Regions from separate parts of the Homo sapiens genome. Here regions 1, 3, 4, 5, 6 and 7 are each linked to region 2. Evidence: chromatin loops called from intact Hi-C (ENCODE). Cell type or tissue: Calu3. All regions are shown on one strand.

What was found. Peaks named below come from ENCODE experiments on the same cell type or tissue, not always from the same donor. Only the 100,000 strongest peaks of a DNase experiment are listed, where the experiment ranks them.
Region 1: a loop joins it to region 2, with 3.0 times the contacts of the local background. A loop is called at or near these places in 4 of 110 quality-filtered maps.
Region 3: it touches region 2 in a loop (6-fold over the local background); 36 of 110 quality-filtered maps call a loop at or near these places.
Region 4: a loop joins it to region 2, with 6 times the contacts of the local background. A loop is called at or near these places in 66 of 110 quality-filtered maps.
Region 5: it touches region 2 in a loop (3-fold over the local background); 6 of 110 quality-filtered maps call a loop at or near these places.
Region 6: it touches region 2 in a loop (10-fold over the local background); 20 of 110 quality-filtered maps call a loop at or near these places.
Region 7: a loop joins it to region 2, with 2.3 times the contacts of the local background. A loop is called at or near these places in 2 of 110 quality-filtered maps.

What each region holds. Positions count from the first base shown.
Region 1 is chr2:188,200,687-188,204,686 of GRCh38, reverse strand. The region is part of intron 1 of LINC01090 (long intergenic non-protein coding RNA 1090); the gene reads left to right. Among named protein-coding and RNA genes, the nearest start is that of LINC01090, 85 kb to the left of the region's middle. In Calu3, no CTCF peak of the experiment used is centred here; no DNase peak of the experiment used is centred here.
Region 2 is chr2:188,512,569-188,516,568 of GRCh38, reverse strand. All of the region lies in intron 4 of GULP1 (GULP PTB domain containing engulfment adaptor 1), which reads right to left. Among named protein-coding and RNA genes, the nearest start is that of MIR561, 220 kb to the right of the region's middle. In Calu3, no CTCF peak of the experiment used is centred here; a DNase peak (open chromatin) is centred at 2,468.
Region 3 is chr2:188,290,004-188,294,003 of GRCh38, reverse strand. It overlaps GULP1 (GULP PTB domain containing engulfment adaptor 1), which reads right to left and starts at 2,130. Exons shown (of 12, transcript NM_016315.4): 1 at 1,838-2,130. RefSeq lists an enhancer at 1-278. In Calu3, CTCF peaks have their summits at 1,945 and 2,166; DNase peaks (open chromatin) are centred at 193, 1,243 and 2,133.
Region 4 is chr2:187,579,816-187,583,815 of GRCh38, reverse strand. No RefSeq gene overlaps it. Among named protein-coding and RNA genes, the nearest start is that of TFPI, 27 kb to the right of the region's middle. In Calu3, CTCF peaks have their summits at 2,176 (motif pointing left) and 2,928 (motif pointing right); a DNase peak (open chromatin) is centred at 2,195.
Region 5 is chr2:188,380,654-188,384,653 of GRCh38, reverse strand. It overlaps GULP1 (GULP PTB domain containing engulfment adaptor 1), which reads right to left. Exons shown (of 12, transcript NM_016315.4): 2 at 765-891. Among named protein-coding and RNA genes, the nearest start is that of MIR561, 85 kb to the right of the region's middle. In Calu3, no CTCF peak of the experiment used is centred here; no DNase peak of the experiment used is centred here.
Region 6 is chr2:187,841,121-187,845,120 of GRCh38, reverse strand. No RefSeq gene overlaps it. Among named protein-coding and RNA genes, the nearest start is that of TFPI, 290 kb to the right of the region's middle. In Calu3, a CTCF peak has its summit at 1,676 (motif pointing right); a DNase peak (open chromatin) is centred at 1,690.
Region 7 is chr2:188,083,202-188,087,201 of GRCh38, reverse strand. All of the region lies in intron 2 of LINC01090 (long intergenic non-protein coding RNA 1090), which reads left to right. Among named protein-coding and RNA genes, the nearest start is that of LINC01090, 200 kb to the left of the region's middle. In Calu3, no CTCF peak of the experiment used is centred here; no DNase peak of the experiment used is centred here.

The DNA of each region.
Region 1 (4,000 bases), 310 kb after region 2:
CAGAGAAAAGAGAGTTTGTACAAAGGCACAGTGTTGAGAATAAGCTTGTCATATTTAGGGAACAGCAAGGATGCTACCATCGAGTTGTAAAAAAGTAAAGCAGGAGTTAAATGGTTCTGGGCACTAAAAAGAAAGGCTATGATTGCAAATATAAATGGCTTAAGGAGGTGGAAGCCCAGTTTAATGGAATTAAGGTGGTCAACGTGTCAAGACAATGCTGGCATTTTAGGTATAGAGAAATTTTGTTGCCTAGTTGAAAATTTTCAAGTGACCTTGGGAGCCTGATAAGGATGTAGGTTACTGGCAGAGCTGGGCAAGGAGTGAGTGATTGATATTGCCAAATGGCTTATGAGACACAAAACAAAAATAACTTGTTTTGGAAAAAGTTTAAGTAAAATGATTATTCCTGTTAAAGATTTATTTAAGTTGAGACAAAAAAATTGGAGACAGAGAATTTTTGTGAGAAGTTTGAGTTCATAGGGAAGCTTAGGAAACATGAAATTTGATTTCCAGAGAGCAGAGTGAAAAATGTTTTCAGGAAAGATAGGGCTTAGATAAGTCAAAGAAAAAGAGAAAAAGAGGGGAAAACCCCATCCAAATCTCTCGCTCTCTCTTCCTCTATGTATTCTAAATGTCCATATATTTAATGAAGAACAGATAGTCAGTGGGGAACACTAGCAGACATTAAAGGGATATGAGGCATGAAGAGAATAGCTGACTTTGGAATATTACGTAACATTGTCATTTCAGTGTAAGCTGAGGGTTTTGTTGTGCTCAGGGGCATAAAGATATTAGCAAACAGTTTTGTTTTTTTTCTTCTATACAGAAATATATGAGGAGATTGTTATGAAAAATCTGAAGAAATTCTTGTTCATCCTTGGTCAGCTGTGCTGTGGATGGGATTAGTTTCTAGAATCCTCTCCTAGTGGAAAAAAAAAAGTGTAGGAGCATAGTTGAGTGAACTCAAAATGGTTATGCTCCAAAAAAATAACTTATTGTTATAGATCCCAGAGAGAGTCTTCAGCCACACAGAAAGATTTGTGGCTTTGTTCTCTAAACGGAGCATACAATATTGTTTTTATGGGCAGACTATGTTCTTTTAAGACAGGTAAGATAACCAAAGAAGGAAAATAAGCTTTTCAAATAATTAGCAATCCTTAGACAAAACTTGTTTTCCTTTCTTGGTTATGTTACCTATTTGTTCAGTAGACAGAGGCTCTTAGTGTATGAACTAAGAGTAGACATTGTAAATAAATATTCTTTTTCTCTGTTAAAAAATGTGCACTTTAAAACTGCTTTAAAAACTTGCTTGTTTTTCTTTACAAAGATTATGAAACTACAAGGTCATATAAAAAAAGTCATGATTCAAAATTAGCTTATTGAGTGAAAAGAATGCATTTCATTAATACAACTAAGGAAGAATACAAACTGCTACAATCCAAAGAAGCACATTTTATAAAGGGAATTACATAAACAAATATTTTGGATAATGATACAAGACTTGGGGATACTAAATACTTCACCTACATTTTACAGAATTATTTTCTAAATAAACCAGATAAGTGACAGAATAAAGAAAAAACTTTCTATAATAAAGGTATTTCTGGAAAGCTTTTATTTCATTATATTCCAGCTTCTGTTTTTAATTATAATTATGTTGTTATCATTGGCTCAAATATCTTGCCTTTCCCTGTGAATCTATGAAATATATACCAATTTCTCACAGCTTAATTTTATTTTCTCTATGGGATTATCTGAAATCATTTCTGTTCTTAGTGGCTTCACATCTCCTAGAGGTTCTGCATCAATCAAGTTGTACTAAATTACGCCTTGCTTTGCTTAATATTTTTATTATTTATTTTTAGACAGGGTCTCTCTCTGTTGCTAGGCTGAGTGCAGTGGCAAAATCATGGCCTATTGCAGCCTCAACCTCCCTGGTTCAAGCGATCCTCCCACCTCAGCCTCCTGAGTAGCTGGGACTAAAGGAGCATGCCACCATGCCTGGCTAATTTTTTGTATTTTTGTAGAGACGCAGCTTCGCCATGTTGCCCAGGCTGGTCTCAATGTCCTGGGCTCAGGCAATCTGGCTGCTCTGGCCTCCCAAAGTGTTGGGAGTATAGGCATGAGCCACTGTGCCCAGCACCTGCTTAATATTTGTATAACTTAAACCTACCAACCTATTAACATTTTTTAAAACTGTAAATGTGTTGTGGACAGAAACCTTTCCTTAGTCATGTTGTGCTTCTTTATTTAATTTTATAGGGAAATAATGATAATTTGGAAATTTGCCTCTAAAGATTCTTATAAGGATTGAATGTGATGATCTGTGTAAAGCATTTACCATAGTGACTCTCACCAAGAAAGACTAACAAATGTTACTAGTGATAATGAAAACAATATAATGAAACAAACTTAAACTTTTAAAATTATATAATAATCATCTAAACTTTGGGGAATTGTTAATATGTAATTTTTATGATATATATGCATATAATAATGCAACTCTAAAAATTGGTAACACTCAAATTGCATGTGCACTCATTAAATTATTTGGGGTTTGCCATTGATTTTTTACTGAGCAATGCTATTTAACAATTATACATACAATAGCTCAAATAAAGTCAGCCTACATTTCTTCAGAAGCAGTGGGTAGGAATGACCCAGAATTATTCATTGTTGATACTTTCGTTTATATCATATTGCTGTCCTTGATTCAAACTTGAAAGCAGTTTAGGATACTATTTTCGCCCACAGTGGCAAATGCCTCTGATTTCTGCTAAGTGATTCTCTGATCAAATCAGTGTGAGTAGAGTCAATTTAGCTGGGTTAATGGGATTTGGCTTCTCAGGATAAGTAGCTATTTCAGTGCCTATGCACATTTATCTTCTTTCACAGTGGTTAACAGGCCCCTAATAGAATGACAGATTTCCAGGGGTCACCCTATAAAAATATTTGGATTTCTTAACAAAAAAAAAATGTTATATAGGTAAATTGATAGTAATTCATTAGTATAACATGCTTAATAAATTATAAGTGTTTAAAAACTTATGGAGAGCTTCCTTTAGGTGAATATTATTTAAAGCAATAGTATATAAATATGAGTTCTTAAAATATTAATAATCACGTAGGGAAGTTAGGCCCATTGAATCTATTTGTGAAGTAAAGTTTCAGTGAGAGTGTTTAGGAAAATAAAATAAGTGAAATAAGATTTGGAATACAGTAGTCTCCCCTTATCCATGGTTTATCTTTCCACAGTCCAAAAATATTACAGTAATTTGAGACATCATATTTATACAACTTTTATTACCGTATATTATTATAATTGTTCTATTTTATTGTTAGTGATTGTTTTAATCTCTTACCGTGCCTAACTTATGAATTAAACTTTATCATAGATATGTAAGTAGAGACATATCTCAGAGATATTGTGAGTTTGGTTCGAAAGTATCACAATAAAGCAAATAGAGTAATATAGTGAGTCACACCTTTTTTTGGTGAAGTAGTCTCCTTCTGGATGACTTTCAGGTAGTCTCTTTCTGTCTCTTTGTCTCAGACTTAAAAATACTTTTACTTTGCTTTTTGGCATGAATCGCTTAATCAGTCTTCCTGTTACTCTGAACTTTTGCTTTTTTCCAACTCTGCCTCATTATTTTATTCATTAATTTCACCTTTACAGACTTCCTGCTATCTGTTAGCTTTGCTCCAAGCATTGGAATTCTAGAGATACAAGGCAGTCACTGGCTTCATGGAGATCTTCTTGTCTTAATTTCACTGTAATATTTAATTCAAGTCAATTAAGTAAAAATTTACTAGCATTTCCTATGTTTTAATCATCCTGAGGAAAAGAAAGATGGAGAACTGTCTCCGATCTTAAGAAATTCATAATCAGATTAGAGAGAGCAATATTTACAAACATAGGAAAGTGTATTAAATGTTGAGATAAATGTTTTTTTAACTTGTTATGGGAGTTTTGAGAAAAGATCTGATTTTATACCATTGA
Region 2 (4,000 bases):
GAAAAACTAAAGGATAGAACACTATCAATCACTTTCCCAGAACCAAAGGTATAAATTTTCAGATTAAGGGACTCAATGTTATATTAATGAGTGAAAACAAATATACAAGCACAAAGAGGCTTACCATCAAAGCACTAGAGATTGAAAAAAAATCACAAAAGATTCCAGAGAGAAACAAACAACAAAAAATAAAACAAAAACAAAACCCAGAAATATGAATGACATCAGACTTCTTCACATCAGCAATAATGGAAGAAAGTAACTTCAAATTCTGAGGGAAATGATAATTTTGAACCAAGTTTCCAGGCTATGAGGAAAGAAAAATTCATACTGAGATGTGCAGAGGCTCAAAAAATTGCCTGCCATGTCCCAGTTCTCAGTAAGAAAAGAAGGAACTAAAATAAAACAGAGGGAGTAATGAGCCCAGGAAACAGGGCAGATATGTCAGGAGGGTGTTGATGGCCACTACAGATATGACGAATAAAAGCACAGCAGTACAACACTTTATCCAGAATAGAATAAAATAACAAAAGACAGGAAAGCAAAATGCAGTTGCTTCAGTGAGTGAGGCTTAGGAGAAGGGCTAGAGAAGGTTTTGTTTTTTAATTTTTTCATTATAAATTTTGGAGAAATATTTGACTATTTTAAATGGACATAGATTATTTGATAAAATAAAAATGAAATTAAGCCCCCAGAAGATAACCTGTTAATTTAACATATGCTCATTTATTCCTTAAAATATTTTTGAGTATTTACTATCAGTCTAGCATTTACTAAGTGCTGGGTAGCGATCAGGTAAAAATGTCCCTGTATTCATGGATTTTATCCTCATGAGTGTGTGTGTGTGTGTGTGTGTGTGTGTCTGTGTGTGTAAGTGTGTATGTGTATCTATGTCTATTTTATGTCTAGATCACAGACACACATATTATATTTTGATCACACAGATGGACTGGGCAGAGTGTGGGTAATATTTAAGAAAGAGTCATCAGTTCTCTCTAAAAAGGTGGCATATTAATAAGATGTAAGGAAGAAATGAAACATACACTCAAGCATATTAAGGTTAACATGACTCTGACGTGCTCACTAGAGATACCAGACTCAACAATTGGGTATACAGTGCTGGAGTCTGAGGAAGAAGAATTCTGAAGAGAACATGTGGATTCGGGAGATCCTGGCACAAAGGTCTCAATGAAAGGCTGAGAGATTGAAAAGAGCGCCAGCATCCTGGGTCCTCAGGTAGCTGCCATATTTCAGAGGGAGATGGAAGAGAATAATGCTGCAAAGGGGAATAAGATGAGTGTTCAAGGAAATGGCAGGGGGAATCATGCAAGTGAGACATTAATACTCCTGAATGCGGTTGCCAGATATAGCAAATAAAATTACAAGATGTCACTGCTGGTAGGAATGTAAAATGGTACAGCCAATCTGAAAAAAAAAATGGTTTGGCAGTTTCATTTCAAACTAAATGTGGACTTACCATAAGATGCAGCAACTGCACTCTTGAGTATTTACCTCAGAGAAATGAATACTAATGTTCAAGTAAATGTCCTGCACGGATGTTCATTGTAGCTCTCTTTGTAATAGCTCAAAATCAGAAACAATCTAATTGTCCTGCAATGAGTGGATTCTTAAACAATGGTACATCTATACCATGGAATACTACTAAGGTATAAAAATGAATGAATTATTGATAAACAAGACAAGTTAGATGGATCGAAAGGGAATTTTGACAAATATTAAAAGCTAATCCCAAAAGGTTTATTTTTTATTGCTATTTACCTGAAAGAGGCATACAGGAATATTTCATTGACAGTCTCTTAAAAATGGGACACTGGTATATTCAACATTATTTAAAATTGTGTAAAAATACTCATTTTTATGTTTTGCAACTTTATGTCTTAATTCCTCCATGTGAGAAAACAAAAAAAATTAGCAATGATGAAAAAAGGAGTATAATGTTTCAGACTATTTTGCTTCATACAATTAGATTCAGTGTTATTTTTCACTTTGGCAAAGAGCAAAAGAAAAAAGTTATGTGTTGTCTGGCAAGTGATATTTGTTCCTGCATTTTTTTCTTACTTAAAGTGTTCAGGGTTTTATTTATTTATTTATTTTTTCTGTACAATAAGTCCTCACTTAACAGCATCAATAGGTTCTTTGAAACTGCAACTTTAAGCTGAAGGACATATAACACAACCAATTTTACCATAGGCTAACCGATATAAACAACAGTTAAGTTCCTACACCATATTTCTGGTCACAAAAATATCAGCAAACTTCTAAATAAAGACCGAAATACTTCCAATGTTAAACACCAAAATAAATGTGAGCTATACATACATTTAAGAAAGATCAATAGAAACAAGTAAGATAATTGTTTACTCAATTGTTTTAGCTCAGGGTCCCAGGTGGCAGGAGCCTTGCCCGATAGCTCGGGGCAAAGCTGGAAACAGCCCTAGACAGGACGCCACCCAGTGGCAGGGCGCACACACACACACACACACACACACACACACACACACACACACTCAGAAGGGGACCATTTAGACAGATCAGTTACCAAACCTGCGCATTTTGGAATATGGGAGGAAACAGGAGTACTCAGAGAAAACCCACGCAGATATGGGGAGAACCTGAAAACCCCACACAGACAGTAGCCCTGTCTGGGAACTGATATTTTTTTTCTCATCAACCTTATAACCAATAACATGGAATAAAACAACATTGAATCAAAGAGTGTTATTCAAGGCCCTGCTGTAAATCCAAATAGACAAAATTTATTACGGTGAATTTTTTTTTAAGAAATATCAGGCCATAGAGTTTACATGAGTACAAGTGTGTGTCTTGCACAATTGTGTGCTTGTGCCTGGAAAATGCAACAAGGTTTTTCTGTTTATTTATGAATAAATACGTTAATTTTAATATTAATATATGTTCACTAAGAAAAATGAGAACACTCCAGAAAATGTATCAATGAAAATAAGCATCAACTTTTACCTCACAGCCAAGAAGTGGCTTTCTTAAAAATATTGCACATTATCTTTTCAATTTACATTAAAATAAAAGTGATCGGCCAATGACAATATTAAGCAAACCTAACAAAACCTCATCAATTACTATATAATTTGGCATTATTGTGTAAATATGCAGGTATAAGTGATTGTATCTACATATATTGAACTTTGAGATTAAAACATTGAATATGACTCCCAAGCAAAATGGACAGATAAGAATGATATAAAACACAGATGGGAAATTTAGAATATTAGATTATAAAAGGTAAGATGTAGTCATTGATCTAAAAATGTTTTGTGTATTATTAGTCTATATAATGAAAGTTATAACAGCATGGCATATAGTTCGTCAGATTTTACAAACTAGTAAATGTCTTTTTTAAATCTTCTATAAAGACTCTGATAAATACAGAACAAGTTTCTGATACTATAGATATAATTTTATATTCAACATAAATACTCCACCCCATGTATCTCTCCACTCAATGTATTTGAATACTTATTGTTTAGGCAGATGTACAAAAGACAGCATTTTACAGGCTGCAGTCTGCTGAAATTAAATCTATAGAAATGTTATCAAACTTGCTATTGTAAACAAAATATTTACCTTGGTGACTCTTAAAATGCTAGTAAGATATGTCGTATTTGGTTAATATTTTCCAAAATTCCTATAATTATTTTTCAAATAGTTAAAATGAAAACAAAGACTTCTCTTTTAAGCTAATTTCCACAAGTGATGTCTATATTCATTTCTTCCATTCTTTCACTGTATTCTATTTAACAAAATGTGTGGAAGTTTGAGGATTCTACCCTCGTTATCAAATATTATTCAAAATGGAAGATTTTTTCACTTGAAAGGCTGAATAGTTGTTTTATAACTTGCTTCTTTGCCAGTAGAGAGCAGTGTTGGACATCATATGGACTCATTTAGAATATCTGCTTTCCTTCCTCAAATGTTTCAGAATCACTATGAATAATGTAGGACT
Region 3 (4,000 bases), 220 kb after region 2:
GGTCATATCCAACTGCACTCTATGCTTAGTTTATTTTTTTGCCAAGAAGACTGATCTTAGCCACCTAAAAATTCTCATTGCAAAAGAAACCTCTTGTTTAAACCCCAAGTGCAACCGACAGCCCCTTTCCAATTAGCCCCTGCAACTTGCCCAGTCTCTTTCATGCCTGGCTACTGAGCTCAGTCTAGTTTGGCTGCCGGCCAGGTTCCTCTCTTTTTTTCCTTGTCAGTCGTAAAAACTTGGAAAACACTCCTGGACAGCTCAAGGAGACCTTTAATTATGCAGTGGGGCAGTACCTTAGCCTGTCTGCTGTTTCCAGCAAAGCCTGTAGTCACCAGCGACTGCACTCTCCCAATTTGTGGGTTTTCCAGCCAAGGCTACTTGTTCATATGGGGGGAAAAGGGAAAGACTGGCAGAGAAAGGGAGCAATTTGCAAATTTGAAGAATTTCCAATTCCTCTGAAAGTTTTCCACTTCCTCACATTCACTCTGTCTAATAATCTCCCTTACTTTAGCACCTAATCACCCATTTTGTAATACAGACACAAAATCATCAGTATTGTCTCCTGCTAGTCCTAGAAATCAGTCATGACTTGAACATTCTCCGTAACTTTTTATTCTCAAATGTTGGTGTAACGTATTTTAAAAGCAGGCACAAAATAAATTTATTAAATCCTTCCTAATTGACTGCATTACACTTTGTCAAACTTGCAGATTGAAATAGTGCATGTAAAATGTCTGATTGCAAATGAGTAAGGCGAGCTCAGTTGGGAAACACTACTAGGACCTAGGGAGGGGTACCTTGACTGCCAGCCCTCACTTACTTGGAGTTTGCCCAGCGTACCAAGTGGACCCGCCAAGCCCAACACCAGCTAAGTCTTCCTTACTCTACCTTGGCACGCTAGTTCCAGCTGCAGCGTCCAGCTTCCTGTTCAAGTCCCATTCAACATCGTAAACACATTCCAAGAAAACCAGCCTGCCCAGAGTTCCCTCCCGCACACAGGGAAGTCAGCGCGGCAGCCGCAGGAGCCTCAGAATAGAGAGAACTGCCTGCTCCGGATTCTGATCCGTGTGGCGAGTGAGGCCACGAGAAGGTGGACCCGGCCAAGCGAATTTAGCAGTCGGAGCGAGAACCCAAGGGCTCATCACCCCCGCCGCGCCTTGCGCCCTCCAGAAGAAGCTACTTGACCCGCGCAGCAGAAGGGTAACCATGTGGACGCCGCCCCTTCCTTTGGGCCCTCCCAGCTCTGAGCTTTAAAGTATCCGCGGCCCGGCCTCGGAGCTTCGCGCCTCCCCACCCCCATGCCCACATTCTCTCCCAGCGCCAACAAAAGGGAGGCTGCCCTGGAAGTTCGCTCCTGGGTCGCCTCGCTGTGACCCGACGATGACTTGCCTGCTCAGCCCAGTCTGATCCACGCACCCTCAGCCGGACGGATCCACGGTTTCCCCACCGCCTCCCTCCAGTTCCTGCTCACCGGCCCCCCGCCGCCGGACCAAAGTTACCACAAAAGGCTAAGGAGGTTTCTGGAGCCCGGAGACCGCTGCGTCCCCGACCTCGCTGGACTCCCCCAGTCATTTCTCAAGCGCTGCCATAGCAGGCGTCAACAGGTCTTAGCCTCCTTTAGTGCTGGACGACTCCCTGAGCATTTAGCTGTCCTAATTTTTTACAACCTGCTGGCCAGCGGCTACGCGCAGCCCCGCGCCCTCCTTCCCGGGCACTGGTGGCCGGAGCTGTCCACCCCCACCGCCCCTCGGGATATCAGCTTCTAAGCGATTCCACGCTACCTGGAGGGAGCCTGGGTTCGCAGCCAGGGAAGAGCCTAGATAAATCTCCGTACCTCACTGAGAGAGGCAGTCGGGTCAGGCTTCGGGCAGGGGCGTGGAGAGCTGCCGGTTCCTCCGAGCCTGGCGATCTCCACTCCGGCACGGCCGGGGCGCCGTCTCCGAGGCCGAGAGGGAAAGTTTCTCTACGCCAACACGGCGCTGGACTCGGGACCCTCCAGCTTCGGTCCCCTCCCTCTTCGCGCTCTCTCCCCCCTCCCTCCTCTTCCTAATCCGCCGAATCCAAAACTGGCGCTGGCGGCAGCTGGGACGCGGGGCTGGGGACTCCGGGTCGCTCCCGGCCGGGAACGCCGGGCTCCCCCTCTCGGTGAGAAGGAAACTCTAGCCGACTCCGGCTTGCGCACTTCTGGCGGTCTCCTTGGACATTTCCACACGGGACGCCTGTGTTCAAGCTCGCTGACTTTCCTTCTTTAATCTCTGATGGTCGTTATCTGTGGGCCCACTGGACTATCTCGCGCGTGCACGCGGAACCGGAGGTGGGTGGAGGGTGGAATGAGAGAGAAACCCATCCGCAGAAGGAGGGGCCCTACCTTACTCAGTCTTCAGCCCGGACAGAAGCAAAACCACAGGCCCCCTCTCCCACCCCACTCGCGCCGCGTTTCCTTTCCAGCCTCTTCCCTGAGACACTAGATCAGGACCATTTGCCTTTTCTTATCTCTGTGTGTTTCCTAACACAATTTTAAAACACCTCTGAGGCTTCATAGAGGGGTAAAGTGTCAAAAGAAATACACGAATAAGAGTAAAACGTGCCGTCTTCACAGCCTTTATCAAGAAAGCAGCCACAGTTGCTGCTGCTCTGGCCGCACCTCAGCGGACTGGTTTGTCCTCATTGGTTTGTCCTCATTTGTTTTTTAACTCGGCCTTAATCTCTGGACTTTGTTATGCCTTAAAACAGACACACACATACACACACTTGAAAATTGCCTTAACCCCCAGATCATACTCATTTGTTCCATTCAGATGTTTACCTCGGAATTAAGGACTTCTGTATAGGATTTGAGAGAAAACACAACAGCCCATTCTTACTGACCTTTGGTAAAGTTCTGCGTGGGAAAGGGAGCAAGAAGGAGTATCCTTATATAAGAAGTTCTTCAAGGATGAGAGGACCTTTACTAAAATTTTTTCTGCTGCTCAGAATTTAGTTTACTAAATTTTAGTTTGAGTGTGAAAATAGATGAGAAAAGGAAAAAGGCATTTTGCAAAGCTAGCAGTTATAATGTATTACAGTGGATCCAGGGCTTAGAGTCAGACAGGCCAGATTCCATTCCAAACTCCATCTTTACGCTTTCTGTGCCTACCAATTATAACTGTCAACAGGAATTCTATAATCTAGCTCACGGAGTCACAGTCACATTTACAGGAGTTAAAATAGAGTTGTGATAGGCGCAGAGAAAATACTCAATAAATATTTGGTTCTTATATCCCACCATGTTTTACTGTAATTAGGAGAGAGGGTGGTGCTAGAAATTTTCCCCCAAAGACCCTGTAACTGAATCAGTTTTCTTCTCCTTAATGCTTTTTCCATTTAAAAAGGCATCATTTCACAATTTTTGAAATGGAAACTATGTTTACAGATTAACTAGTTCCAGCTGAACTCCCTTATTTTAAATACAAGGTAACTGAAGTCTAGGGCTCTTAAGTGACTTTCCCCAAATCTCATGGTTTGGAGGTACTAAAGCTAATATCAGAAATCAGTCCTCATAATAACTTGGCTGGGGTCCTCTTTTAACTGTTTTTCTCTTTATCACAATAGTCAAGCACACATAAAAATAATTATATTAAAAATATTAATCTCAGGACAAATGCTAGTTTTTTTCTGTAAATAACTCTTAAGCAATTAATTTATGAACAATCATTAAAAATTAAATAATGTCATTTAGATGATCACTTGGTATCAATGTGATTATAAAAATAAAACAAATGGTAGTCCAGTATTTAGGAATAAGGAGGTTGATGAGATGAACGAATCCATGCTTACATTATATATTTACACATAGATATTTTGGGTTTTTTAGCCATAATATTAAAAGATTATAATAACTCTCGATTCCCAAGAATACATCAACATACCACTACAGTTGGCTGACCCTAGTTTGTGAACAACTAGATCAGTGTTCAGGACACACAATTCAACTTGAACAAGTTCAAGGCCAAAGAAC
Region 4 (4,000 bases), 930 kb after region 2:
ATACTCACTGAAGATTGTTTCCATACTTTGGGGCACACAGGTAATTGAGCCCTAAACGTCATCTTAAAGTAAATGCATTACTCAGTTGTCATCCTTATTTGTGAAAGGAAAGGTACAGACACTCCCTAAGTTTAAGATAAATATGAAAAATCTGGATTAAGCTTGTGATTTAAGGATTTTATTACTTATTTGTGGTGGGAGGAAGACCGACTACTGTCTATATGCTTTTATTGTTTAGTGTGACTTTGGGTTATCTTGAATGTCACCTGGATTCTGAATGATTTTTACATTGAAAGAAAGAAAAAGGACTGTTGCCAAGGCAGTTGAAATGATTTTCTTCCCAGTCCAGGTGGGCTTTGGCAGGCATCCCACTTTCTAAGCTCTCTAATGAATCACAAATATATGGATCTGACACAATACTAATAGAACTAGGAAAAAAATTATGCCGTGAAAACGCTCTTTTCTGAATTGATTTTGCCGTTAATGGAACTGAATTTGCATGTACAGTACTTCTAATTAACCTTGCTTTTCTGTGCCTGTAAAGTGGACAGCAGCTGTTTATCACTTTGTTTCCATGGGGACATAGAGGATATGATTTTGTGATTGTATATTACCTGTTATGAAATCAATTAAGCATATTCTGCTTCTGTAATATTTCTCCAAAGTAAAACAAAAACTCAATTTAAATTTCAATTTTCCTTGCTTCTTTCCACTTTCAACTCTACTCATTAAATATATAACATATTATTGGCCACACTGAAATTTTTATTCTTCTGTCATTTGCTCGTTAAACATTTCCCCTAAGGCCAAACTTTTTCTCCAGGCTTCTGGTAAATCTATCTGTGGTTATGAATATATTCTTCTAAAACCACATTAATTTCAGCAAAAATCTATCATGCCAATAAAGAAAACTTGAGAAAGTTATGTGTGATACAAAGTGGACAAAAGCTATGCTTTATGTCTGAATGTGTCTCCTTTCTCCTTTGGTAAAAAATGTACTAAAATGTTAAGTTCCAAGCAAACAGAATTTTTCCTTTTTTGTTTGTTTGTTTACTGCTGTAGTCCCAGTAGTGGCACATAATAGTTGGCCGATAATAGTTGGTGAATGGATGATTCAATAAATGCACTCTTTGTATTATTGTGAGGTGAGAGGCAGAAGGCATTATGGTAACTATATTCTAAATATTAAAAGTTATTAATCAAGCTAGTATGTTGTTACATAAAATATTTTCCATCCCATTTAGACAAATATATTTCATAAAGACAATTGAAAGATATGTTATAAAGCTGTATTTTTTATGTTAGGAAAATTGACAAAATATTTAGACACATCAAATACATTTTTTCTGCATATTTAGGTATTTAGTTAATTGGTTATGATGCTTGGATTAATAATAAATGAAAATACATAGATAATTCATAAGTATATGTTTATTCCATATTGATCTTCCTTGCCTTCATTTCAGCAAAACCAGTAATTATATTGCAAGCATGATCATTGCATCATTTTGTTGTACTGTATTTAAGCGCATGCAATTTGAAATATTTTTTCAAAAATGTAAATTCAATTAAATTTAAACATTTTTAAACATCATCTTTTCAATAAGTTTTTTCTTCTAAAGAATTCAAAATTACTTATTAAAATGCAAATACAAATTGCAAATTTATTATGAATATGAAAATTTAAAATAGCCAAATGAAACCGAAACTTTAATATTATTTAAAAATGACTATGTCTTAGTAAATGTTTTAAGAAAAACAAAACCATCATCAGTTCTAATATTCACCTAGCTGCCAATAGAAAGAACCATGATTATACTTTCTGTGTTGTTTATAGACTTATATATTAACAAATTTGAGTTAAATGAATTGTCGTATATAGGAAAAGGTTCTTTCCCCTCCTTGTACAACTGGTACAAATACCTCATTTATTTGTATGTTCCTTTAGAAAGGAATTAGAATCAAACTAGGACACTCAGCACTTTTGGGAAAATAATGCTTAACATTCTATGATCCATTCCATTATTCCTGTTACTTGGGACAAAGGATTTGACGGGGTAATTACTTATTTTTTATCTTAGCTGAGCACTTTTGCCACTCAAATCCTTCTTGTACACAGAAGCAGGAAAATGGGGTAGCTTTCAATGAAAAAGCCTGAAACACCTTAATCCAGTGATCGAAGTGAACATTGATCGAGACAAACCAAAATGAAGTGCCCCCTGGTGGAAGGAAATGAGAACAAAACAACCTCACTTTTGTAATAATCCTAGAAGATAACGCATAACCTGAATTTAATTATGTGGAAATAACAAGTTACTCCAAATTAAGGGCATTCTAAACATGCCTGTAATCCTCAAAAGTGTCAATAGTAGGCAGTCATATTAAAAACTAAGCTATATCTCTATGTGGTTATATGGAATAAACCCTAAGACATATATTTTAAGTTTTAAAAAAGTTAGAGACCAGTATTTTAGTTTTGAAAAAAATTCTAAGCATTTAGAATTCATTTCAGAACAACAAACAGTTAGTGATTGTCACCTCTGGGATCAAGTAGAGAGTGAGAAAAATATATTTATTTTCCACTTCCCACTTTTCTGTACTGCATAATTTATTTTAACCTGAATATAAATTGTATTTAAATTTTTCTTGAATAAAATGTATTTTGAATTGTTTTGAGTACTACAACCTTTGTTTTTGAGTCTCAGAAAATAGGAAAATATTTTCAGGCCAAAAATAACACTGTTGTTAATTTAGTCAACACGAGACTAATCATAGCTTATGACACTTGGAGTCTCAGTCGTCCCTGTAATTAACTAGCTATATAGGTGTTTGGGCAAGCACTTGAATTTTTTGAGGTTTAATTACTAATCTTCATAAATGAGTTTTCTTGTAGTTTTAACTTTCTTTTTAGAACATGAATTACAATTTATATATCATGTCGTCAACAGAGGGCAGTAATTAACCACAAGTAATCCCTGTTCTCTGAGCAAGCATGAATCATTTTAATAGAATTTGAAGAAACATAGTATTCGAAGGACCACCATTTTCTTCTCTATTCCTACAAATTTTGATCACATTCCAGTTTTCTCCTCTCCAAACAAAGACTTCAACCAACCAAACACTTCTTATTTCAAACAACATCAGTCCTTTGGGTTAGAAATAAAAACATAATAAAAGAAGAAAGATTATAAAAATAATTTCATGATGACAGAAGGGGCCTTGCCAATGCGAATCAAAATGTCACTTACTCTCTGCCTTCTAATCACTTGCATAGTGGGTGTCGATGCATTAGTGCCCACTGGAACGATTACAGACAAAGGAGTAACAGATTTGAGTTTAAACTATGCTTGGCTCCTTACTGCCAGTAAGTACTAAAACTCTGGCCAATTTAATTGAGCTTTCTAATAATTCTCAAATTTCTTTAGATTTAAAATAGTGACAATAGCTACCTTAGAGGATTGTTTAAAGATTAAAATAGTTATTTGAAAAGATACAACAGTACTAGGTATTAAATAATGTTTATTATTACTATACTACTATTATCATTATACAGATTTGTGTTAGGACAATAGTATCTAATAATAGAAAGAATATTGCATTTTATCCTTAAGCTTATGTGTATATATACATATATGCAAAATATATACGTAAGTTTATGTAACATATGTAATATATGTACATATGTTTACCTAATATAAAATAAGCAAAGAACATAAATAACGATTCACAAAAGAAAAAGAAAAATATCCAATAAGAAAATTAATATTCAACTTCGCTGTTACTCAATGGACTGCAAATTTAAAATTTTGCCAGGTTTTGCCTATAAAACTGAGAAAAAAAATTTAAGTGTCATTAAAGGAGTTTACTATCATAAACTGTAAAGTGCAAGTGACTAGAAATTGACATAAAAATATAATTATTCACCATGGGATTCAAATTTTAAATTTTTTTTTAAAAAATCTGAATATGAGATGAATAAAATTTTTTCTTTACATTTTAG
Region 5 (4,000 bases), 130 kb after region 2:
GACCTGCCTTGTCTCTAATGAGACTCTGGATTGTGGACTTTTGAGTTGACGCTGAAATGAGTTAAGACTTTGGGGGATTGTTGGGAAGGCATGTTTGGTTTTGAAATGTGAGGACATGAGATTTGAGAGGGGCCAGGGATGGAATGATAAGGTTTGGCTGTGTCCCCAACCAAATCTTATCTTGATTTGTACCTCCCACAATTCCCACATGTTGTGGCAGGAACCTGGTGGGAGGTGATTGAATCATGGGGGCGAGTCTTTCCTGTGCTGTTCTCATGATAGTGAGTGGGTCTCACAAAATCTGATGGTTTTAAAAACAGGCGTTTCCCTGCACAAGCTCTCTTCTCTTGCCTGCTGCTGTGTGAGACGTGCCTTTCACCTTCCTCCATGATTATGAGACCTCCCCAGCCATGTAGAACTGTAAGTCCATTAAACGTCTTTCTCTTGTAAATTTCCCAGTCATGAGTATGTCTTTATCAGTTGCATGAAAATCAACTAAATATAATACTATCATTGTAACTTTGCTTAAAGGAAAAATCCAACAAAACAAAAATAAAATTATATAGAACAAAATGATGACAGAAGTTATTTTCAGAAAAAAGGCTCATCAGTGCTTTTAATTTTATTTTACTTTTATGAATTTTACTATTTTTTACAACAAAAGACTATATTTTTAAACATTCAACACATAATAAAAGCATTTTTATAATTTCAAGTCCTTTTTGGAAATAATGGAAAATGTATAAACAATCATTTATTCTTACCTGGGTATGCTCAAATATAGTTGAAAGAAAATGGACACTTGACTTTATATAGCTTCTATCATACAGTTGCCATCAGAATTCTTCTATCAGTTTCTCTCCTATGTATATCAGATGGAATCATAAATAACTAAAAAGAAAAATATAATTGGACTTAGAATTAATCAATAATTACATTTCTGTTTATTTTAATTTAGAAGTCCAGCATATCTTTTAAAATTCCAATTATGCTTCTTGCAAATGTTCAAGAAAGTTACCAAATAATAGGGAAATAATGATAAAATATGTAAATATTTGGAAAACATTATTACTGATACCTAGGTAATGGAAAATAGCAAGATTTGTAGATGATGTGTTAAATGTTTTAACTCACAGATATGTTACTATTAAAGCCTGGTGATAGTTCTTTAACAATATATGCCTTTCCCCCTTGAACAAGAAGTAGCCCCAACTATCTCTTTCACATATGATTTATTTGGACTAACCAAGCACATACCCTGTTCATGATGATTAAGAAGGTGAAACTGAATTTTAGAAGGCACTGATTTACTTTCATTTTCATTCTACTTTGACTCTTACGGCAAGGCATTTAGATAGCTTATCCTTCTATTCATAATCATGCTATAACTAGAAGAGATATGTTAATTGGTTAAGACTTTTCTATTTTTATTCCAACAAACAAAACAAAAATTCTTTCTGGGTAGACACAACAGCACAAATTATGTCTTCCTTTAATTATATTATTTCGAATGTACCGCTGACATAAGTTCAAATAGTACCAGAATTCACAGCATAGTATCTTTTGCCAAAACACTAAAAAGACCTGATCTTTTTGAGGGAGGGGGAAGAATGGAGAAACATATCTAAGTCTTGTGCCCTGCTTCCCGTCATAACTTTGATACAAACCCCTTGATACAGACATTGATGATGCCATATCTATATTTTTGACTTTCTTAGATAGATCTCAAATATTATTTTATCTCTTCCTCTGTGTTTCAATCTAAGCCATCTGAATACTTTGAAAGCCATCGTTTTCCAGCTTAGCCACAATATTCTTCAGAAGCCTATTGACCTATTTGTTCAATGTATTTGTTTTCTTCTGTCTCAGCCTCCCGAGTAGCTGGGAATACAACTGTGTGGCATCATGCCCGGCTAATTTTTGTATTTTTAGTAGAGAGGGGGTTTCGCCATGTTGGCCAGACTGGTCTCGAACCCCTGACCTCAGGTGATCTGCCCGCTTTGGCCTCCCAAAGTGCTGGGTGGATTACAGGTGTGAGCTACCGCGCCCAGCTTCTTTTTCATATTCTAACATGACTTTAGAGAGAAAGAAAGAATCTCAGTTTAGGTTGCCCCAGAGGCAAACACTGAGGTAATAATAACTTCAATGCGAGAAGTTTATTTGGGAGATGATCCCAGGAAATATTAGCAGGGATGAAAAGAAAGAAGTGAGACCCGGAGTGGAAGACCTCCTACCAACACAGAGATCATTATCAGGCCTGTAACACTACTGGCAACTGCAGCTTAATCTGGCTGGGGAAAATCAGACATCCACTGTGAAATACACCCCTCAGATATATCTCACTGTAAGAATGAGAGCTAGCATATTTATACACCAATCCTCATTAGTCATTAGCTGAGGGTTGCTCCCAGGGGCATTAATTCCCTGGAACTTTCAGCCTATTTGGTTGGCAAAGTGGTCTCTTGTGGCCAAAGAATCCCTTAGGTAGAGAAATGCAGGATAAGCATTAGAAATTTTGCCAGTCTGAACTACAGCACTAAAAGAGAGGTTATAGGCTGATCATCAACAGCATCTACTACAAAAAGCAACAATTTTAAATTTTGAATTAAAATATTAGCACAGTATATTTTAAGGCCATATATTTATATTTTATAATTTTAGTGAAAAATAATGTTTGCTTACTCAGTAACACTATTATTTATTAAATCGTATGTTATTTTCTTAGCATTCACTGGATCTTAGCATGTATGAATGACACAATTCATTTCACCTTGCTGTAAAATGTAAGGGTTGTATCATCACATACTTCCAGCTCTAAAAATAGATGTGTTTATCCTGGACAGGAAATTTCAAGCATGACACATAGTTAAAAGGTAAACTATAAAACCATGTCATAATTTCCACAGTCTTTTATCAGATCATGTTTTTCTTGTTTGTTGGTCTTAAATGAGAGGAGAGAAAAGGAAGAACAAAATTAGTTCTTTTTTAGGATGATATAGTTTTTCCATTTTTCTTTTGACAACTATTGATCTTATGAACAGAAATTAGAGAGAAATAATTCGAGATAAATAATTGTTATCAAAACTATTCAATACATTTCATTCCAAATTTTATAAAAGAAAATATTTTCCTTAAAATGGTCAATTCAATTTAATCAAGATAAATAATTGTTAATAAAACTCTTCAATTGATCTAATTCCAAAATTTAATAAAAGAAAATATTATCCTTGAAATGGTCAATTCAATTTAACATCCCCGTAGCCTTTATTTTTATCTTACGTTGACTGAAACCCAGTCATACTGCAGGAAATACTTTTCAAACTAGAATATTTTATGCAATGTGACAGAATAAAGAAGAGCACAAAAATACACATATCAAAAAATAAGAACTAACTTATGCCTACTTCTGCCTTTCTTCTTGCAGGAAATGACATATTTTCCAAATGGGATCTATTATTCTATGTCTGATATGATTAGATTTTTCATAGAAAGAGCACTTTGAATATTCTTGCAAAACTCAGACTGGCTTAGGGGCTGCTCTTTTGAACATATTTTTATTTTAAAATATAAAATCCTGATTTCCAATTCAAATGCTTCTTAAAATTTTAGTATGAACATAATATGCTCAATTTGATACTGTTTTGCCACCATTTATTATATATTTTCACACAATTTGAAGACGTATATGAAATTAAATGAAACCAACTATTTCTTTACTAAAACTTCCTTTATCCCCAACAGTACCATTTAAGAAAAACATTATTAATGCTGCAATATGACAAAATGCTTCAATTTGTTAATGTAACAGGTAAATCTTAAATATTCTATATGCAATAAACCAAGCAAAACAGAGAAGTCAGGCCAACTTGTATTTCTACTTGTCATCATATGAAATACAGACCACCATTATCATGATCTTAAAATATTTTCAAAATCATTATTCTCTTTTTTACCTAAGTCCAATAATTTAACAGTATTTAATCTAATTTGCAAAATGTTT
Region 6 (4,000 bases), 670 kb after region 2:
TCTGTCTGAAAAACTCAAGACATGTGTCACAATTTATATGTTTATCCAACTTTAGTTATATTCAAAGGCTTCATATATGTAAAAGAGCTATTCTCATAATACTGGAGGAATATTAGTTTCCAATTTCAACTCTCCTATACTACAACAAACTTTATGCCTTAAAACAACAAATATTTATTATCTTGCAGTTGTGGAGTTCAGACGTCTGAGATGAGTTTTATGTAGCTAAATTCAAGCATTACACAGAGCTGCATTACTTCCCAAGGCTCCAAGAGAGAAATAGTTTCCTTGTGTTTTCCAGCTTTCAGAAGCTGTCTGTATTCCTTGCATCATGGTCCCTTCCTCCATCTTCAATGTGCATCACCCCAACCTCTGCTTCCATAAGGACATCTTCTTTTTCTACTATGCTCCTCTTGCCTCCCTTATATAAGAACCCTCGTGGTTACATTGGACCTGGATAATCCAGGATAACCCCACAAGGTCAAAATTCTTAATTTAATCACATCTTCAAAATCTTTTTTTTAGTATGTAAAGCAGCATATTCACAGGTTCTGAAGACTAAGGTGTGGCTATTTTGGAGCCATTATTCAGTGCACCACACACCCATATAAGAGAACATGGTGATATGCTTCAGAATTTAATATTCTTATAGAATGGTTTATGATTAATGACTGTCATTAGCAGTCTGGATTGTAGTTAGTGAAAATGGTTAATTCTTCTCATGGTGTTATAAACCTTATTCAACCTGACTGTAATCCATCTGTGTTGCTAAAAAAATTTCAACTCAGCTAACTCATTTTGAATGTAAAATATTATTATGATTTTGCACATCAATGTACTCAGCATTTATTCAGTTGGATGACTACATTGTATGTTAGGCATTTGGTAAGGAATGTAGATACAACGATGAATAAAAAGTGATGTCTGTCAAAGATGAACAAGAAGAAACTGTGGGGCAGATAATGTAAACTGTTACAATGTAAAGAAAATCAAAATAGTGTGAAGGAACAGAAAAAGAAAGCATCTTGATAAGAAATACTGGTAAAGACTTCACAGATAAATTAGCAATTCATTTTTATTTTTTTTAAATGGTAAGGATTTTCACCAGTGGTGATACAGAGGGGAGAGATAAAAGGCATTCTAAGAAATTAGAACAATTTGTGAAAAGATGTAGGGCAGAAAACATGTGGTTGAAACAATATTTGCAGGTAGACGAAAGTAAAGCCTGGATGATGTAAATGACCAGACCTTATGGCTTAAAAAACAGGTTAGGATCTGATTTTGAAAAATTTTAATGCCATGCCAAAGAATTGGAGCTCAGCTCAACCATAAAGTGAAGCCACTAAAGAATTCTAAAATGGGATGTGGGTTCTTAGAGATGTGATTTGAGTCTACTATACTGCAGACACTGTTCTAGGTGCTGGGATACAGCATAGAGCCTATACTCTAAGGGCCAGTTAGCAGTCCATTCGTGTGTTCTAGTCTTTTAACTTGATCACTACTTGGTTTTGATCACTTAATACTCCCAATATAAAATATTACATATATAGTGAATATATATGGGTCTATGTGTACACACATACATATTTATAATACTGAATAAGATGAGGGCGCTTTTCATTCTTATGTGTATCTGAAGTGGAGGAATGTAAATTTCTCAGTGGAATTTACCTTTTCCTTTATCCAGAAGGGGGCAGCACATCCCTTGTGTAAGAAGATAACGCTAGCTTTCTCCAGAATGTCTGCATAAGCCAGTTTTTTAAAAATGAGAACCTGAATTTTACCGTGTTTCTTGTCAGCTTAGAAAAAAATTCTTAGTAAAAGTTGCCCACTTAGAAGTACATGAATTCCTTCAGATCAGGGACCGTCTAATCTTACAGTAATTCACGTTCATTTCCCTCTCTGGGTGCCTGATGGAAAATTAAATTCCCCTCCATTCCAGACTCCATGACAACTTTCTTGTGGCTCAATCCTCCACATGGACTTCCTGAGACACTTCGCATATTGATATATATTTTTTCTTTTTTGCTCCAATTCACCTTCACTTATATTAAACCAGCATACAAAGCCATTTGGATATAAACGAATCATAAGACTCAGAAGGCTTTTCTCCTATCTTGCCTTGATTGATACAAAATCATGGACCAAGGCATGACTTTTTCTATCAGTTCTCATCATGCTCTCATTCTTCACGAACTTATAAAATAAAATTGAAGAGATTCTAGATGGCAGTACTAAATGTCTACATTTGCCTTCATGTAAATCAACAACTAAACCACTTATAAACATATGTGTCTTTAAGCTTTGCTTTCAGAATTCCTCCTGGCTTCCCTTTGCACACTGTACGTCAGTTATTCAGGCCATTCAAACTCCTGTCCAATGTGTCCTTGAAATGTTGTGTGACTGATAACATGCCTCTACCTTTTCCTGTCTCACATGGAGCTCATTAGTAGTAGTCCCCAGTGTCTATTGTTGACATCTTCATGTCCACGAGTACCGTTCATTTAACTCCCACTTATAAGTGAGAACATGCGGGATTTGGTCTTCTGTTCTTGTGTTAATTCACTTAGAATAATGGCCTCCAGCTGCATCCATGTTTCTGCAAAGGACATGATTTCATTTTTTATGGCTGCATAGTATTCCATGTTGTATAGGACATGATATCATTCTTTTTTATGGCTGCATAGAATTCCATGATGTATATGAACCACACTTCCTTTATCCAATCCACTGTTGATGGGCACCTAGGCTGATTCTGTCTTTGCTATTGTGAATAGTGCTGCAACGAATATGTAAGTGCATGTATCTTTTTGGTAGAACAATTTATTTTCTTTTGGATGTATATCCAGTAATGGGATTGCTGGGTCAAGTGATATTTCTAAGTTCTTTGAGAAATCTCCAAACTGCTTTCCACAGTGGCCGAACTAATTTACACTCCTATCAACAGTGTATAAGCATTCCCCTTTTGCCACAGACTCACCAGCCTCTGTTGCTTTTAGATTTTTTAATAATTGGCATTCTGACTCATGTGAAATGATATCTCACTGGAATTTTGATTTCATTTCTCTGATGATTAGTGATATGGAGCATTTTTTTCTATGGCTGCTTCTCTGTCTTCTTTTGAGAAGTGTTAGTTCATGTCTTTTGCCCATTTTTCAATGGGGCTATTTGTTTTTTGCTTGTTCAATTATTTAAGTTTCTTATATGGAAACTTTCATGTTTTAATGTCTTTGTTGCTCACATTTTGTTTCCTCTTATAGCTATATTTCTCTAAAGGAAGTTTATCACACAAGGAAAAATTACTAAATATCTTAGAAATATTTTGAAGTGCTTATTAATTAATGATAAGGATAATTTAGAATAATTACATTTACAAATAATGTTTATAATACTGATTAATATCCTAAATGTAAAAAAATCCACATTTCTACATACAATTATATATCTAACATACACGTATGGAATGTGCTTTCTATTTAGAGTTGGGAAGATATTTTGCTAGGATTCACTAGACCATGTTAAAGTCAGCCAAAACATTATTATAGTTGTCAATGTAAGCATTTCTTGTGAAATGCAGAATAGATTTTAATATTTATTCATTAATTAGCTAAAACTATTGATCTATTTTGTTATTATGCAAATGTATTCCAGGTAAAAATCTACCATAATTCTGCAGACAAGTGTATCTAAATTATGCATAATACTCTAATTCTTCCATACAATGTACAAGCGGTGGATTAAGAAAAAGGACAAAATAAGCTTTTTAATATGTTTTCTGCTGTGCTCAGTGAGTACATTAAAATTATGTCCCCTTTTTCCCACACTTGCTTGAGCTGTTAACAAAAGCATAAAGATTACGATTGCCAAATCTGTCCAGTCTATAAATCAAATTAATTATTTTCTCAATCATTTCAGATCTTTGTTTCAATTTTAATAAGTTAGAATAGTTTATCTGGCCAAGGAACTTCCAACAAAGTTTGCTTTATTTTGTTAATAGGAC
Region 7 (4,000 bases), 430 kb after region 2:
GTATTCTTGATAGATACTCTTTATCAGATTGAAGAAGTTCCATTCTGTTCTCAGTTTGCTGAGAATTTTATATCAGTGAGTATTGCATTTTGGCAAATGTTTTTTCTGCATCAACTGATATAACTTTTTGTCTTTTTTTCTTTATACTCTTAATGTGGTAAGTTTTCAAATACTAAACCAGCTTTGTATTCCTGAAATAAACTGCCTTTATCATTGTATGTAATTAATTTATCTATAATCTGGATTCTATTTGCTAGTATTTTGTTGAGGATTTTTATATGTATGTTCACAGGGATTATTGGTTTGTAATTTTGTTTTTTTGTATTGATGTTATCTAGCTATGGTATTAAGGCAATGCTGGGCTCACTAAAAGAATTGACAAGTGTTATCTATTTACTGGATAAAATTGTGTCAAATTGAGGTCATTTCTTAATTATGTGTTTGATAGAATTTACTATTGAATCTATTTAGGCTGAGTGTTTTTTTAAAAGCTTTTTAACTAGATACTCAATTTTGTTAATAAAGATTATTCATGTTATCTATTTTTATCTTTGATATATTTTGATTGTTCATATTTTTTGAGGAATGGTGCATTTTTTTTTATTCCAATTGGATAATTTCTATTGATTTGTCTTCCAACTGGCTAATTCTTTCCTCTGTCATGTTCATTTTGCTATTGAACCAATCTTGTGAGTTTTCAATTTTTCTTACTGTATTTTTCAGTTCTAAATTTTCACCTTCGTTTTTCTTTATATCTGATATTTCTTTGTCAAGATTTTCTATATTTTCATTTGATTCAAATAATTTCTAATTTTTTATCAGAGTATTTTTATGATACAGATTTTAAAATCATCATCAGATAATTGCAACATCATGTTGTAATTAGATACATCTTGCTTTGGTGTCTGTTGATTTTCTTGCTCAAATTGATATTTTCATGGTCGACATGGTAAATGATGTTTAATATATTCTGGAAATTTTAAGTTGTATATGATAATATTTCCTATTTATATCTGCTAAAGCAGGTGATATGCCTGTTAAAGTTCAGAGTGCATGTCCTGGCCAACTTTTGTGGGCCGTAGTTTAAATGTTAATTGAGATTTCAAAACATTTACAGTGCTCTTCTGGTCTCTTCTGTTTATGTGCTTTTCATTAATGACCAACTTGAAATCTTGGCAATATTCTGCACCATCGTTCAGTTCTCATACATTTTGCCCTGTGATTCTGGTTGGTTTCATGCATGGCCGCTCTGGAGTTTGCCCAGAACTTCATATACAGGATCTCTTTCTGAAGCTCCCTCTTCTTCCTATACATAGCCTCTATTTTCTAATTAGGTGGGAGTTGGTTGCTTCATCTTTGCTGTCACTCAGCTAGTGCAAGATTAGGATAGTAGCAGCGCTCTACTTCATGAGCTCCACAGCACATGACAGGAAGGAAAAAGAGTGCTGCTTCTTTTCTGATGCTTAGTTCAGCGTTGGAATGATCACATCGCTTTTTTACTCCACAGTCTTCCTAGTCACAATGCTCACTGTGGATGGGAGGGAAAGCACATCTGCTCATGCTATTGCAATGTGGAGATGATTGGTAGGACTCTAACACACAGTTGGCAGAGTGCACAGTGGGGAGAGATAGGGATACTGCCTCCTTTGTGCAAAATAGGGATGAAAGACAAGCTATTGTTCAAAGTCTGGGGCTGGAGGATGCAGTAGGGAAACAGAGAGGTGCAGCGTTTTCTTGGAGGGAGTACATAGTCAAGAGGGTTATGTCTCATTAGCCATCCTTTTCTGTGTGTATATATATGATAATGGGAGCAGATAAAACAACAACAACAAAACCCCCACAAGGATGGTATATATACCCCCACAAGGATGGTGTATATATATATGCATACATATATATGCGCATACATATATATGTACCATCCTTGTGGCGGTTTTGTTGTTGTTGTTTTATCTGCTCCCATTATCATTTATGTTTTGTGGGTTTCTCCAGTACCCAGGCAGAGATACATAGGAGGAAAAAACAAACAAAACACAGACAATTCACTTCCCCCTTATTCCTCAAGTCATAAAATCTCTAGCTAGTTTGCTTTCTTTTCTGGACTTTTAAGGTACTCTGATATTTACTTATTTTTTCTGAGATTTTTTGTTGTAATTCATAGAAGGAATAAGGGACTAACTTTTTTGGGGGAGGAAAACATCCTATGTTCAGTCAATTTTTAAGGCCAGACTTTTAGTTCTAGTCTCATTTTCTGTTTTTCAGCATTAGCTAAATATGTTCTGAGTACTCTATTAGCTCTTGCGGGCAGTTAGAAAGGAGAAGTAGACTTAGTTCTAGCCCCTCCGTCTATTATGATCGAGTTCGGATAAAATATATCTACTGAAAACCTTATGTGTACCAGACACTGTTCTAAACTGGGGGTGAATTATCGTGGTCTAATTGGGGAACAGAAATTCAAACACACAAACTCATTATGAAAAATTTTTTTTAAAAATTATTGAAACAATGAGAATTTATCTTTTTATATATGTACAATTAAGAGAAGGCATAACAACCCTGTGAAAACTGAGTAGTTTCACAGTTAGGTAGAAATTTGATTGACTAATTGGGAAGTGGGACAAAGTGGAAAAATACAAATTTTCACACAATAAATCTACAAATTCACATAACCAGTAAAGCCCATATAGAAATATACTTGTTAACTAAGCAATTAAATTGATATAAAGAAGAAGAAAATAAGAAATAAGAAAAATGAGGGAAAACATGTTGTGATTTGGTTTTATTGAGCAGTATTTCAGGTGATAAGATCAGTCATAGAGAAAGGTGAACTATATGAATTCAGGGCATTACACACATGTGGAGAAATGTCATATGATTTTCTTACTATGGAGATGGTCAAGTACCTTATTTTAAAAATGGATGAGAATCCCATTAAAACAATTTTCAGTTTACATGAGAGGGAAATATGGAGATAGTAAAATTAAATATCAGTGTAATATCTATATAATACCATGCTCACTAGTGAATATGACAGATTGAAAAGAAAAGAGAAACAAAAGTTAAAGAAAGACAAGGTAGTAACTCAAAGATAACATCAGAGTCACTCTGACAAAATGACTCTGAGGTGACATGGCTATTTCTTTTTATAAGATCTGATAGAGGAAAAATGATTACAAATATTCTTTAAGGAATATAGTTTTTAAAAATTAAAAACAAATGAAAACAATAATTAACTCTTAAGGGACTTAGAAACTATTTCTTATAAAGAAAGTATAATTTATTTCTAAAAAAGTAATGTTATTTGGACCCTATCCATATTGGAAATTAGTTCAATTATAATGAACGAAGGCCAAAATCAACTTTTAAGAATTATTTTCAGTTTGTTTAAAACATATATTGATTCCTTAATATTTGAGTACCTGATGACATGAACATTCACAATTTTAGAAAGGCCAAATTTGCCACTCTAAACAAGAGAAAACTTGTCACAGCCAGACGCAACATTCTTAACTCTACCTGGCACCTAAAAATGTTAGGAGAAAGACAATGATTCCTGGAAGGGACATAGCTTTTCTTGGCATTTTGTGGGAACATCTGCTAATGCTGAAGATGGCTATCGATGAAACGAGAGGGACCTACAATGCTTTGAACGTGTGTCTGCTCTAAAATTCATGTTGAAACTCCACCATGCTTAGCATGTTACTGCCATCTTCATAGTCCAAAAATGGTTGTCATGAATTTTATCATTGTTTCCTTTGTCCAGGCAGAAAATGGGAGAAGGATGAATGGAAGAAGTGCAAGCAACTAAAGGGACATAACGCTAAGGCTATTCATCTTAAAAAGCTTTCCCAGAATCTCCCCAGGGATGTCCACTTAGATCTTCCTGGCCATAAGTGGGACATGTGGTAATGAAGTCAAGGATTGTTAGAGTGCTAGCACTCCCACCACTGTGGAAGATAAAAGTAAGGGAGAAGAAACTATTCATTGCTTTCTTTTGAAT